Linked DNA regions of Mus musculus: region 2 is linked to region 1. The links are chromatin contacts, found by Hi-C or POLR2A ChIA-PET in ENCODE. All regions are on one chromosome and are shown on one strand. The core of a region is the stretch at or near the end of the contact, and the rest is flanking DNA. Distances in the headings are between cores, read along the strand shown.

What was found. A loop is a pair of places that touch in the nucleus more often than their neighbours do. ChIA-PET counts read pairs that join two places held with the same protein, here RNA polymerase II (POLR2A).
Region 2: a loop to region 1 is called in a map of heart, with 6 times the contacts of the local background. The contact joins two enhancer-like sites. A Hi-C loop is called at or near these places in 7 of 37 maps with a recorded cell type or tissue (CH12.LX, T-helper 17 cell, heart and 2 more). POLR2A ChIA-PET finds 5 or more read pairs at or near these places in 4 of 5 experiments (Patski and embryonic stem cell).

Annotation. Positions count from the first base shown.
Region 1 is chr11:88,551,584-88,559,200 of GRCm38, forward strand. The region is part of intron 6 of Msi2 (musashi RNA-binding protein 2); the gene reads right to left. Among named protein-coding and RNA genes, the nearest start is that of 0610039H22Rik, 64 kb to the right of the region's middle. Within about 2 kb of position 3,939, at least 2 of the 3 ENCODE cell types and tissues checked have a DNase peak (open chromatin) inside an H3K27ac peak, as active enhancers do; they include heart, where a contact is called at or near this core.
Region 2 is chr11:88,596,968-88,604,584 of GRCm38, forward strand. The region is part of intron 5 of Msi2 (musashi RNA-binding protein 2); the gene reads right to left. Among named protein-coding and RNA genes, the nearest start is that of 0610039H22Rik, 18 kb to the right of the region's middle. Within about 2 kb of position 2,765, at least 3 of the 3 ENCODE cell types and tissues checked have a DNase peak (open chromatin) inside an H3K27ac peak, as active enhancers do; they include heart, where a contact is called at or near this core.

The sequences.
Region 1 (7,617 bases), core at 2,689-5,188:
CTTGGGTTTGGATTAGGGCAGGGTTTTTTGTTTTGTTTTGTTTTTTAAATAAGCATTCTCAGGTCCTCTCCTCCTGTCTCACAGCATCAAATTTCCAGCCCTGTCTGCCAGAGATATCCTAAGGCCCCCAGAAATGCCAGCAGGAGATGCCATTCTACACACCTGTCAGGAAGATCAGGAAGAAAGGAAGGACTACATGGCCACAGGCCAGTGCCTTCCTCATTTCCACTCCACCCTGAGGGGCCTTTCCAGGGTCTCTTCAACATCCTCCCTCAGACTTCACCCACCTCATCTTGGACAATAGAATGCAGGGTTGTAGCTGTTTCCCAGGAGAGGGGACACACTGAACAAAACATCCATTCCTTCTCAGGAGGATAGGTGGCGAGGCTGGCTGACTAGTCAGTATGGAAGCCAGTGAACGCCATGCTACTTATGAAAAGCAAACGCGCATGCACCATCCCCTTCAAGCGGTTACATTTCACGGCAATTCCTCCTTAAGGGAGTGAAGCCACTCATGCCTGAAAACCAAGAAGGTCAACATCCTTTGAGGGTTTATCAAAATCGGCTGTACTGATGTATAAGACCATAATGTAAAGTGGAACCCAACTTTTATGCCTGAAGGCATGGACAAGAGGAAGCGCTGGAGGAAGAGGGTCTCCTCCTGAAGCGACCAGAGTGAAATTACAACAAAAGAAACCCCTGCATGTAAGGTATTTGCCAAGAAAGTGGTGAAAAACACCGTGACTATTACTGCTGCCTGTATACCCACTGTGTGCCAGGCCACAGGCTGGGTACTCCTTATGTCCCAATTAACCACCATGACAGCAGGGAGGTAGGAAGGCAGGCAGGCTGAGAGAAGGGAAAGCGGCACACTTATCACAGAAGAGCTTGTTCTCCCCAGGGTCTCCTTCTCCTCAAGTAGGCTCCAAGAGTTCAGAGGTCCAAACAACTGTAAAGCTCTAAAGCCGAGGTTCAAATGCTGTTCTTAGTCACGGCAGAAGCCTTTCTCTGTACTGGTACTTTAGTGTTTAGTTCTCTAAAAATCCCTGGCCCGGGGGCGGGGGGAGCACGGGCCAGAGTGATGGCTCATTGGTTAAGAGCACTCTTCCAGAGGACTGGAAGTTCAATTCCCAGTACCTACATGGCAGCTCACAACTGTCTGTAACTCCAGTTCCAGGGGATCTGATACCCTCACAACAATGCATATAAAATAAAATTTAATTAATTAAAACAAAACAAAACAAACACCCTGGCCTCATCATCTCTGCAGCCCAAGCCAGCAGATCTCAGACTGCAAGATGCACAGCAGCATACAGAACACACTCCATTTCTCACTCCTAGAGAGGCAAACTGGGATGTTCAGACTCAGGCCACTGCCACTTAGGGCCAAAAATTAACACCAAATTGGCCTTGGAGGGAGGAGCATACTCCCTGCATCTCCCTGCTCAGCCATCTTGTCCCTGCAAGTCATCAGCCCAGGCGAGGGAGTGGGTGGTTCTGAAAACCCATCCCCGTCAATGGAAACAAAACATAAAGGCTGTGCTCACATCCATGGGTTACCAGCGTCACTGCCTCCCACAGAAGGCCGCGCTGCTCAGCCTGAAAACATTCTCTCCAGTGTGGCCAGGTGCCTGCTGTGATGGGGCAGCAGCAGGGGGCAGTGTTGACAGGAAAGAGATCCCAGAGCTCCGTCTCTTAGCCTCAGGAAAAAGACTGGAGGCCAGTTTTTGAGCCTTTTGCCTTCTGGGCTTCTGTCTCCTCAGGTCCGGTCCCTAAAATGTCTCTTCGGCTCTGTATTTCAGGTGTCAACTCACCAGGCACAGACAGTGTAGCGAGGCTCTCCAGGATAACGAGAGACCCAGAACAAAACCTGTCTGCCCACCCTTCTCACTCAGGATCACATGTGGACACAGCCATGGGGCACAGCAGTGAGCAGACACTGGCCTCAGTTTCCGGTTATGTGAGCCTGCAGAGGCTGCTGCTCACTTAAGAACTGGAGAAGTCTGACAAATTATAAACAGGCATGCTCACTTTTTAGAAGACAAGCTCCAGGGCAAAGAGGCCTCTCTGCCCTTTGGCAGTCGTGTAGGTCTCCTACCTTCTCTTGGCCTCTTTTAGCTACATGCTAGACTGAAAGCTTAGCTCTGACTCAGCCAGACCAAAGGTGCTGATCAAACCCAGGGTAGGCCTAGCTGATAAGGAATAGCTGGCCGATGTTGAGTTGACAGATACAAGGGTCATAGAAGTCTTTAATCATGAGATAGCAAACACTGTAGTGTTGAAGAAGAAACGAAGCCCAGTCTGGCAGCGCACTTGGTACCTGTAATCCCAGCATTTGGGAGGCAGAGACAAGAGGGTCCCATTTAAGGCCATTTTCAGATACATAGTAAATTTTAGGCCAGACTAGAGGCTACATGAGACCCTGTCTCAAAACATTTATTAAATAAGGGGGGTGGGGCGAGGTCTGTGGCTTTCCATCCCAAGCTGGGCCTAGAAGGGTGACCCTTTCTTTGTTCCTTTAACCCATTGTTTGCACACAGATGACTGTCATCGCCCGTCTGGCTCATCTCTGAATGCCCTGCCTCCCCATCCGGTAGCCACATCTCAAAATGGCTATGATGCCTTCCGGGTCAAAAATGGTCAACAGTAATTCAAGGTCAAAATAACGCCCTGATTTTGAGGAGATCAGCATTAAGGATCACTTGTCCAGTCCATAATGCCTCAGCCAGGAAGCCTTGCTGATTCTGAACTGCTCGGCCCATAACTCAAATATCCCAGGCACAAGATTATAAAGTACTTCCAGACTGCGGGCGGGAGAGAGGCGCAAGCTTTCTTCGTCCATTGATACCTTGTAAGCAGCATTTGAATTCGGGCAGACCCTTTCCACACTGGGTTATAAGTCTCTAGTTCTTTATCATTGCAACTCCTCGCTCTGGTTCTTGTATAGACATGGGGCTATCACAGAACTTAATGACTGGCCAGGAAATGACCCTAAATCCTCTGGTCTGCAAGTCCCTTCAAGCCAAAGATCCTGTCCTGCACCTCAGAAAAATCTTCAACATCCATCTTGCCCATGATAGCGAACGTTACTTCCAGATAAGGCTGGGATTGGCCTGCCTTCAAAACTCCTTCCCCCCATCAAGAGAGAGAGGAGGAGGAGGAGGAGGAGGAGAAGGAGAAAGAGAGAAAAATCCAGTTTCTATCATCAGCCAAAAAGGTGATTCTGCAATGCCCCCCAGTCAGGCAATCCCACAGAAATGTCACAGTCTCAGGGAAAACTAATCTTCACCCAGACCCACCAAGTCCCACTCAGCTTTCCATCCACCTGAGAGACCCCACAAAGCACAAAGCCCGAACAAATACCTCTACACATCTCAGGAATCAGACACTTAAGGAAGGTGTCCACATCTTCACTGAGACCTGGGACAGATACAAAAGGCAATTAACTCCCTCTTGACCAGTGAGCTTCGTGCTCAGGGCCCTGGTTTCCTCCTAACACAGTGTGGGGGTGTTCCAGGCTATGCCCCCTGTTCCAGCTATCCTCCCTGCTCTTCTGACGAAAGCCCTCAACCTCAACCCACTTCCAACTTTTCTACCCAGGAAAGATCATAATTTTGAAAATTTCTTAGAGGGAATATTCCGTTTCCTTAACTGAACAGTGGCTTTCAAAATAGCCCTGACCTTCCTGCCCCTCCCCCTCTCTTCGTCACCGAGCAACAGAAATTAAATTGATTCCCGCTATCAGCACTCTGCATCTCAGTGATTATACCCAGCCACCAGAAAGTCAGCTCTCTCTCCATCCCGCCAACCAAAAGCCTGTTGCTAAATCCAACCCCACAGCTTGGGAAGGAGGGGGTATGGAGGAAGGGGGGTACCCCAAGGGCACAGGTAACAATTTATGCCCCCCTTGTCAATGTGGTCTTATCTCTGTGGCCAGCTCCTTCTGAGAAATGGCAGGCACCCGTTACTGAATCCCCAGAGGGTTGCTTATGGGACCCCTGCTGTTTGGGACAGGTGGCCCAGTGGGGAACTGAAAATTTATGGTCCTCACTACCTTCCTTTTCCTTGTCCCTTTCACTATGCAGAGGGATGCCTGGCTTGTCTCAGGGGACAGGGGACTGGTTCCAACCCATGACTTGGGAAAATGTACGGAAGGCAGAGACTACAGAGGACGAGCCTCCCCCAGAGAGGCCCCTGTGCTTTCTGTCCACAGCACCTACGGCAATCTGTAATTACAAGTGGATTCATATCTGTGTAGTGCTGGTCTGTCAGTTTTCCCCTCTAGATTAGGCCCTGTAAAGGCCAGACCTTCCTTTCCACAGCAGGGTGAACATGTATTAAGTCAGGTCCTAGTGATACAGACTCAGAAATCGGCTACTCAAGAGACTGAGGCAAGGCTGTCTGGACTACAGAGCTTGTTTAAGGACAGCCCTGACAACCCCATCTCATAAAGCAGACTGGAAAGGGACTGCAGCTCAGTGGTAGATCATTCACCTAGAAGACCCAAAGGCCTGGATTCAATCTCAACACTGTAAAACCAAGGCGGAAATGCTTTACGGCCAGCCAGCTACTAGAAACAGGATGTGAACTTTCTGGTAGGGCCCCATCGGGAATTGTTTGATCCACTTGTAACACAAGAACACAAAGTCCTCCTCTTTTCTTTCCTCATACCTCTGGCCAGAAAAATGCAGCCCTGTCTCGTGTGGAAGAAAAGAAAGCGCCAAGGACAGAGCTTTGAGGAAGGGCTTCTGTGCACATTAGACTCAGCTAGGTGCTCACCCATGAAAACCAACTTTTCTTTCTCTCCCCAGACCTTCACATATGTCCTTGATTTAACACCCAGGCCACCCCACTGCCATGCTGAGATCCCCAGGAATAGCAGTCTCCTCCCATCAGCTCCTCCCAGAGAGCAACTGTGAGTTTCAGTCTACTGGCACCCAAGAGGTCTGGCTCAGAGTCATCTGTGAGGGTGACATGCAAGGAAAACCAAGGGCCTTCATTTATTTATTTTTGCCTCACTTTGTCCCAAAGGGACTGGAAGCGTCTTAAAAAGATAACTTACAATATGATTTAGAGAGAGAGAGAGAGAGAGAGAGAGAGAGAGAGAGAGAGAGAGAGAGAGAGAGAGAGGAAAGGAAGGAAGGAAGGAAGGAAGGAAGGGAGGGAGGGAGGGAGGGAGGGAGGGAGGGAGGGAGGGAGGAAGGAAGGAAGGAAGGAAGGAAGGAAGGAAGGAAGGAAGGAAGGAAGGAAGGAAGGAAGGAAGGAAGGAGGAAGGAAGGAGGAAGGAAGGAAGGAAGGAAGGAAGGAAGGAAGGAAGGAAGGAAGGAAGGAGGAAAGATAGATAGATAGATAGATAGATAGATAGATAGATAGATAGATAGATAGATTGATTGATTGATTGATTGATTGATTGATTGTGAGGAAATGAACCGGGATGGGAAATAACAAAAATTCAAAAGTTGGGTTATTGCCCAAAAATATATCTCACCAACTGGCAGAGACACTCCCAAGGAATTCCAAACCCCACCCTGTGGGGGAGTGGAGTGGGGTGGGCAATACTCTCCTGAGGTTCAGGGGTACATGTCACCTGCCACCCAAGTCTCCCATTCCACTTTGGAGACTCAGGAGCAGTGTGCACAGCAGTCTCCAGGCTGCAAGCCTCTCTGATGTCCTGGTGTCAAATGGCTCTCAGCTGGGGAGAAGCAGGTGGCTGGAGTCCCCCACAGCCCCACCCCAGGAGAAGGGAAAAAGCAGGGTGGGGTGGGGGTGGGGTGTTTCCTTCCAAACCAGAGCACATTTTTGTGGCGTGATGGCCTCCTCAACCTCTGGGGAGGGCTCAAGGCTAATCCTTCCAAATCTAAAACTTATGTTTTTGTGTGTGCGTGTGTACAAATGTGTGAGCAGACGTGTACCACAGCATGCACATGGAAGTAAAAGGACAATTAGCAGAGTCAGTTTTCTAAGCTTGGTAGCAGGTGCCTCAGCTTTAGTGATTCACAGTTGTCACAAAGGAGTGGCTTTACTGGAATCCCCACAGCAATCCATACCCTAACGGCTAAGGTTACACTCAACTTTCTACCTCTGTACACTCTGGAAGGTTCCCTGCCCCAAACCAAGTTATCCTGGGCTGCCCATATCCATGCTCATCTTTCTGGAACAAATCTCTCAGCTTCTATTTAACATAGAAGCCTGCCTAGTTTCACCCTAGCTGAGCCAGGTCCAGCCTGGATCTCTCTCCCTTCATTTGCAGACTGGCTATTACGGTTTTGGTTCGGTTTGGTTCCACACTTTGCAGAGAACCCAATAATACCCAGAACACCAGCACACCCGTTTTCCTAGAAATTTATGATCAGGCATTCTTCATTCCTGTATCATCTGTTCCCAGTGTTCTGCATAATGGCAAATATTTACTGAGTGCACTTCCTGTGCTGAGCCCCTGACTGGGTCCCTTTCATAAACTCGCTCATTCACTCCTGGCTGTGGCCCAAGAAGGCAGTGCCTTTATTTTTTCTCCCATTCCATGGATCAGCATACTGAGTCTCAGTGAGGGCCAACTCCTTGTCCCAGGGGTACTTCTAGATACCACACCTATGTTTATTTCCTTTCAAAGCTCTTCACCACTACAGAGCACAGCAATGCCTCCCCTGCTTTCACCATCCATTACAAAACTCTCCTGGGTTCAACAGTTTGGTCACTGGGTTAGGTTCCCCTCCCCTAGGCATACATTTACCCCAAGGGCTGAACCAGTGCCATGACAGTACAGGAAATAACTGCAGGGGTCATGGCCTCACAAGGCCTGGGCTCCACTCTTACTCAAGACCCACAACTTCTCAGACGTCCAGTCTCCCATGTGCTGAGGGGAGCTAATCACCACCCTTCGGTGTCTCCTCAGGCACAGCTAGGATAACACTCAAATACAGGGCTTCCTAGACACAAAGAATTTTCAAGGAAGGGTGAGTTTCTTTACCCCCTCAGACAATCCCACATGGAACATAAATCCATCACTCAGTGCCACCTGAAGAGCAACAGACTCATCATGGAGGGCCTGGGATGTCCCCAGTGGGCCTTCCTTTGAAAGAGAGTCATCCCCCAGTTTTCCTGAGTGGTGAGGCTCTGGACAGTAAAAACGATTTTCTAATTAAGTGGTAAACATGCTATATTGACTTGAAGTGCAAAAGGGACTCAGGGGAGGAGGACAGTGGATTAGAGAGAGAGAGATGCAGCCCAAGGATTGGCTGGGCCTCAGGCCAGGTTGCCTCTAGTGGCCCTGAGTCTCCCCAACTCAATCCCCAGGGAACTGGGACTAGGTGACCTTTAAAAACACAGCCTTTGTCCTTTGTTTGCCAAGAGAGCCTTCCAGAGGCTTCGCTTCCAGTGGTTCTTAAAAATCCCACTTCTTCCCTTTGCTCCCAAGGCTGCTCACGTGAGCCACCGGGAACCTTCCTGGCACAGTTCTCAACACACTTGTCCTCCTTCTGCTTCTTCAACCAGCAAGTTCCATCCCGTCACAGGGATTCTCAATGCCCCTCTGCTGAGAATGACTGTACCCCAGAACTTCACAAAGCTCCTAAGGGAGCCTTCCTGTCCACTCACTCAGCACCAATTACCAGAAACCCC
Region 2 (7,617 bases), core at 1,515-4,014, 44 kb after region 1:
CTCTAGAGATCTATCTGCCTCTGCCTCATGTGTGCTGGGATTAGAGGTACCCATCACTACCATTCCCAGCTCCCTGGAATTTTTCCACCTTTCATTATGTTCACCACACCAAAATATTACTTGTCATCGCCACCACCATCAATATTTCTAGGGTCTGGGCAGAAAACAGACTGGTGGTCAAAACAGGTCCCTCCAAAATTCACGTCTACCCAGGGCCTCAGAGCTTGACTTTACTTAGAAAGAAGGTATCTCCAATTGTCACCATAAAGCTCCTGCCGTGCTAGAATCTTGGACGTGAGTGGGCTTTCTCAGGGCAGTGACTGCTACCCTGAATATGAAGGGGAAACGGGAAACATGTAGCTGTATGAAGAAGGGGAAAGGGAAGAGTCATGCCAGCGGGTACCAGAAGCCTGGAGAGACGCCGCTGGGATGCCACCCAAAGATCAGACTTCTTTTCTTTTTTGTGATTTTTTATTTTTATTTAATATGTATTGGTGTTTTGCCTGCATGTATGTCAGGGTGAGGTTGCCAGGTTCCCCTGGAGCCAGAGTTACAAACAGGTGTGAGCTGCCACGTGGATGCTAGATTTGAACTTGGGTCCTCTGATATAACAGCCAAAGCCCTTAATGGATGAGCTATTTTTCCTACACCAAAGATCAAACTTCTATACTGTGAGAGAATGCATTTCTGTTGTTTAAACTACCTATATAGTCTGTACACACACACACACACACACACACACACACACACACACACACACACACACCTACCTGTATGCCCTATAACAAAGGTCTACTCAGGAAAGGTCTGGGGTACTCCTTCCTCATGCTCATATTTTCTGGGTAATAACAGACCCAGAATCTGCCTGGACGCTTTCCACCAATACTCCCATTTGTGTGACCATCTAAAGGAAAGCAGGGTGCCATCTCCAAAGGAAAACGGGGTAAACCCACAGACAGCATCTATCAAAGGTGCCCGATGGCAGGGTGGTACAGGAAGGGCAGAACCAAGGACGATAAGGAAGGCGACCCAGGCTCTGAGTAGGGAGGTCAGATCCTGGAGAAGGCACATGAGAAAGAAGGGCCAGCGTCTGCAACTGGGAAGACTGCTACCACACACGAGAAAGGTTCTTGTGCTCAAAGGAAAGCCTTTGGGGGGGGGGCTTTTCCAAGCATAGAGCTCTCTGTGGGCCTGGTCTGGTCTCTGCCCTTCCCACAAGGTACCTTAGAAGGGCCTCATGCTGTTCAACAACAGGTCTCAGCCTCTCTTTCCAGCTCAGGACACTGGGCACGCAGTGCCAATGTGGAGTCAGAGCCCCTCCCCCTCCGTTCACAGAAGTCTCTGGCCCTTCATTTGTGATGTTGACTAATTTTTCCCCCTGAGGGTACCGTAAGAAACAAGTCTGACTCCTGGCCCTTCTAATTTTAAAACTTAAGATGCAAAAATGACAAGGTAGTTTCTGCTGATTCTGCTATCTTACGGAACAGGCTAGCTACCTTCCCAGTAACTCCAATCTTAGGACCATACTCAAGAGTCTAGAGCACCCTTCCAGCCAAAAACTTTCACACACGTATTGGTGGAGGCCACAAAGCAAAGGCCCAAATGTTGGCCAATGGACGAGTGAACAAAAGGACAGCATGGCATTTGGCAGGAAGAAGAACAGAGCAGTGACAGGGGAGGCCCACAAGAGCCCTGAATCCTCATACTAAGTAAAGGACAGTCGTTGTCACAGACCACAAACGTGAGACTGCATGCATGAGCGTCTGTAACGGGGATCTTGAGAGGGACATAAGGCAGACTGGGGAAAGGGAAGTCAGAAAAGCCAGTGGTGGCAAAAGAGAGTTCAGGATTTCACTCTGAAAATTCTGTGACGTTGATTGTGGAGGTAGGTGGTGGGTAGGCACATTTTTCTGTGAATATACTTTAAACTGCTGAGTTGTTAACAGGTTAGAATCAACCCAAGCACCCAAGGAAGTGCTCTGCGTGCTCCCCAACCACCCAAGGAAGTGCTCTCTCTGTGCTCCCTTCTGTTTTGTCCTCATTTAGTGCCTCAAGTCACACCCACAGTTCCGCACCCAGAGGGGAAAGTCTAAGTAACAATATTTTATGTTGCCTATTTCAGAAGTTAATTTAACTTCAGGGGGAACTAATTACAAAAACAACCACCAACGTTTCTGTGCTCTCTCTCCCTTCCTGTCTAGAAAGACCTGCCAGAAAGCGCTAGGGTTCAAGCTACAGTTTGGCATTCTGTCTAAATAGCTTTAAAATTGGAAGGGGGGAAAAATAGCCTTCATCTATATGGGGTTGGGATATAATTTACACACAATTATACAACACGGTCAGGTTACAACATTACCTCTGATTAAAACAACAGTAGCTCAGTAACAAGAGGAAGCGACCTCATAACGCAGTGACGGGATGCTTTCCTGGGCTGTCGCCACCCCACCCTCACTCCCAGAAACCCTCTGCAAGGCTCCCTCCCAGACTCAATTTAAAAAATACTACTTCCTCTTACCCCCGGGGGAAAGCGGCAGCTGCAGGGGTGACCTGTCCACAGATCATATCAGAGAGTAATATCCTAGACAGTGGCATTGAATCAGACTGGGCTGCGGGCCGTAACAGAAAAGGCAGGGAGATGAGTATTGCTTTGAAGAAGCACAGGAAATTAAAGAGCGTGATCCACACATCAACCGATGCTGAGCGAGGAGGCTGGCTGCTCCTCATCCCTACCACAGGCATCCAAGCTGCTTAGTACCCACAGACAGCTGCTCCATCCTCGGGAACTCCCCCGCCCCCATACTCCCAACACTGTTCCATGAGTCGGACTCACTGGGATGAAAGCACCTGAACTTCCTCCTGTGTTCCAACAATGACCAATACATTTCTGTAATTAAAACCCATCGTCTTTGGAACTGTGCCTTTAGACTACATCAGACAAGGGCTACACCCTTTACTGTGGTGAGCCAGTGAGGAAGCTGCAAGAGGCCCCTCCTGAGAGACCCGGCCAGGCAGCCAAAGGCAGTTCTTCATAAGCCACTGGGAAGAGTGGGAGAAAAGAAGTCAGACAAGATGGCAGACTGCTATAAACCCCTCCTAGAACCTGAGCTCATGGATCCCTCTGTGCCCATCCAAAGAGAAATCCTTCTAACTATATCCAGCGTGGTAGCATAGACCTAGAGTGATTTTGCAACCGTAAGAACAAGTTTAAACTATCATAGGTCAGTCTACCCATGCCTGCCTTTCTAGCACACCTCTGTATAGTATATAACAAGAATGAATGAAGTTCCCTAATAACTCTGAAGTTCACTTTCCCTTCTATCAAATGGGTGTAAGACCCTAGCCTAAAAAATATAAGTGGAGACTACCTGCTATTGTGAAATTACAACTGAGCATGCACACACATGGGGGAGGGGCAGAGAAAGAAATTGATTGATGATTAACTGCCTTTTTTTTTGCTTCCTCTAACAATAAAGTTAAGAGAAAATCCACCTCCTGACTGAGCCTGCATATATAAACAGCCTCCCTGAGATCTAGCTCCCCCATCGCCTCTTTGCTCTGATCTCTCGGTGTCTATCTTGGTGTTCAACCTGGATAATGTCGGAAGCTCTCCTTGCTGAAATCTAGACCATACGCAGGTATCAGGATGTACTAATAACACCGTAAGCTCAAAGAATCCCTTTCTCTCTCCCAAACACTATGTAGATACCACCAGGGTGGTAGATGGTTTCCCACATGGAAATTAAGTTTCAAACCGCCTCACAATCCAAAGTGCATGCCTGCTCTTTGGCCCAGCTCTGTGGTGGGTCTCCTCGTCCTCCACAGCGACCTTCAAGAAACACCAACAATGGGCTGAGAAGCTGTGCCGGAAAAATTCACATCACTCCCACTGCAAGAATTACAGACTCTCAGATACACAACTACAACAAGCCTTGCTTCAGTAGATGCCACTGGGCCTGGGAAAGACAGCCCAAGTGAGGAATTCCAGACCCTTCCCTCTGGTAATCTGGGAGTTATCTATAAGAACAACAACCTGGCCTGGTCCTCTGGAGACAGAATAAAAACTTTGCTGCTTGGCAGGTTCTAAAAACCCCTGCACCCCATCCCCCAAGCCCTCCAGTTGATTTCATGAAAAGAACAAATGGCGGCCTTAACCCTTAGCCCTGATTACCGTCATTACCATATTTTAGGTGTACGTGGCAATCAGCTCCTGATGAGCCCTGCTTTACCTAATCCACTGCACTGATAGAGCCTTGCATTGGTGATCCTGTCCTGCAGATGCTCGGCCCTGACTGCCACCTTAGTTCCAGAGGGCCATGCCCAACCCCACCCTCAACAGTTCTTTACACATTCCCAAAAGGCTAGAATGTGCAGCCAGGTTTCGGCAAAAGGCTACTTCGGGTAACCTCGGGGAAGAAAAGGGAAGTGGGATGGACAACGACGGACAGCCGGGCTCTTTTCTACCATTGCCCTATCAGGATACAAAGGAAAAAAGATAAACAGATGAGCAGAGAGGCCATCCATCAGGAACCCACTGTCGCAGTGCAACCTTTTTCCTAGCTTAAGAGACAATAATCTCGGGGGCTGGAGAGATGGCTCAGCGGTTAAGAGTACCAACTGCTCTTCCGGAGGTCCTGAGTTCAAATCCCAGCAACCACATGGTGGCTCACAACCACCCATAGTGATATCTGATGCCCCCTTCTGGTGTGTCTGAAGACATCTACAGTGTACTTACATATAATAATAAATAAATCTTTAAAAAAAGAGAGAGAGAATATGTCTGGGAACTGCTGCAAAAACCACAGAAGACATGTTAAAGCGCTTGCTCAGTCCATAGAACACTCTTCAGAGATGTGTACTGATCCCAGTGGAGTGAAAACACAGACAAGAAGGTTTGGAAGGAAGGAAGGAAGGAAGGAAGGAAGGGAGGGAGGGAGGGAGGGAGGGAGGGAGGGAGGGAGGGAGGGAGGGAGGGAGGGAGGGAGGGAGGGAAAGATCATTTCTAGTAGTAAGCCTTCTCTGTCAAGTGTGTTCTGAGGATCAAGCGCTGTGTTAGGCTTGGCAGAGGAGATGCTCACAGCAAGTAAAGAGGCTGGGCTTAAGAACACAGGATTGATCGTGGCCTGAAGGATGAAGGTCAGCCAGGAATACCCAGGAGAAAAGGGCCTCCAAGGCAGAAGCTCCAATATCCTCAGTGGCGATCGAGCATGAGCTATTGGTGGCCGCTAGTCTGGTAGTGTGCAGAGTCTAACTGGGCAGGTGAGACAGGAAGGCTCTTGCAGGCCGTGCCAGAGAAACAGAACCTCCATGGGGCTTAAACAGGGGAGGGGGCTCTTCAATCCTGTTGTTAAGGAGAAAAACACATCTATTCCAGGCGGAAAGATAGGCCGAGTCGTTCCAATGCTAGCAAGAAGGTTTGGACAAAAGGACAGGGTGTGAACCAGGGAGGAGATACCTGGATACTAGGACTACTAACTAAATTGCAAAAGGGGGGTCAGCTTTTATGCCCCAAGACCTCTTCCTGCCTCTGCTGCTATCCTGTTCTAGAAACATCCTAAGAGCAGGAGGAGAGGTGAAGCCACAGTTACATAAAGAGAGATAAGCACACTGCACCCTTGGCTCAGTGGTCTTTGAAATACGCGACCTTCTGTTAAGTCATAAATTTAAACTGTCTTGGGGGAGGTGGGAAATCCACCTCTCTTGTCCCCATAGGAAGTGCTGGTGTGGTTCCCCATATTCTACAAGTAGGGGGGAGAAGGGGGGACACAAAGAAGTGTTTGCAGTTAGACAGTATTTTTTTTTCATTAATTTCATTTTTTTAACCATTTCACCCTTCAAAAATGCAAGGTGATCTTTCTAAACCCATGAGGGCTGCTGATGCTCTGATAAGAGTGCTGATTCGGAGACTGGAGGGAGGGCAGGAGTGGGCACCGATCCCAGGATCCTGAGCAGGCCATGCAGGCAGATCAAAAAGAGCAAGAACTTCCACCAGTGATTTATGATGTGACCTCGGTGAGTCGCTGAGCTCCGTTTTCTTCTGTACAGAAGGAGATGGAAATCAAGTGTGCAGGCATCAGATGGGAAGGCACCAAGAGCACCCACAAGCTAGAATCCCTGTGCTCAAGAGGCTGAAACAAAAATGTGGAGAGTTCTAGACCGGCCCGGATAATATAACCAAAATTTGTGTGTGCGCAAACACTCCTTTAAAAAAAAAATTGGCAGGTGTAAAATAATCAGGACACAAAGCATGCTTAACACAGGACCGGGGCTCAAATGGCAGACATGAATCCCTCCCCATCCTTCCACTCCTTAGCCTTTCTTACCTCCGCCTGCTTGCCAGGGAACGAGGGTCAAACCTTCCCTGCCTGCCTCCCTCACCAAGCAGAATAAAAGGCACTTGAAAAGCCAGGAAATGCGCTCCATAAACTAAGAAACGAGTTACACAGACGTCCTTCAGTTTTCTGCACACACAGAGCTGGGGCGAACGAGCTCACCTCTGGCAGAAGCACTGGCAACCATTTGGGAAGGTCGAAGACACCTCAGTACGAAGAACATAGACACAGCCTATGAGAGGCAACGGTTTTATCAGCTTTCACCTCCACAGCTCCTGACCTTCTGAAGAGGAACAGACTGTCCCCCATTAGGAAGGTCATTTGGTGGGAGAGATAAAGCCATCTGTGCCTTGGAGGCAATATTTCTCTGTTACACCAATATCCGAATACATCCGTGTTCTGCTCGTGCCAGGGACACACTTCTATAAACTCTCACATAAAAAGAAAACTTAATTTTTCCAGTGAGGTAAATGGAAAGAGGAAAAGGAGCAACATTCTGAGGAAAAAAATATTACCAAGCAAACAGCACTGGGCCAGCCAGGAACATGGCTACATGTGCCACATTACTGATGGTTTTATAACCACGAGGTCTGCTCCATTGGAAGAACACTTGCACTGGGCAAAGCAATAGAGAAGAGCCTCTCGCTAACTGATCTAGCTGTCTGTTTACTGAGGTTAAGAGACGATGGGGGAGCCCAGACCTGTCAGCCAATGTTCAGGGAACTCATGTGGGCTCACTGCAGAGAGCTATGAAGGCAGTCACGTGGTCCACGGTATGGTGGCTAGCAGTTCTCTCTGAGGAACATTTTTGATAGGAAGGGCCTGTGCTTGGAGGTGAAAGCAGCTAAAGTCACTGTCTTCCATGGGCCATGGCTGTGAGATCTTGATAGAGGCATCTTCAACCCTTGGGGTGGTACCCAGGCCCACCTTGCACTCAGCAACTGCTTTGCAAAATCCAATCTCTCTTTCATCAGAGAAGAAAAAGCCGCCCATCCAGTTAAACCTCATTCACAATTCGCCAGTCATTCATTTCACACACACACACACACACACACACACACACACACACACACACACACACACACACACACACACAGGCTGCTCATGTGCCAGGTGCTGAAATAGGGACTCAGGCAAACACACCACCCAGAAACCATGCCCCCAAGGACAAGGCAGTGGTCAATGTACCCCAGAACAGAATTTGGGGCTTTTATCTGCTTGGCTCACCCCCCGCCCCCGTACTGGGAGTTTAGAAAGAAAAGCAATCTGCAGATGACTCCAAGTCCCT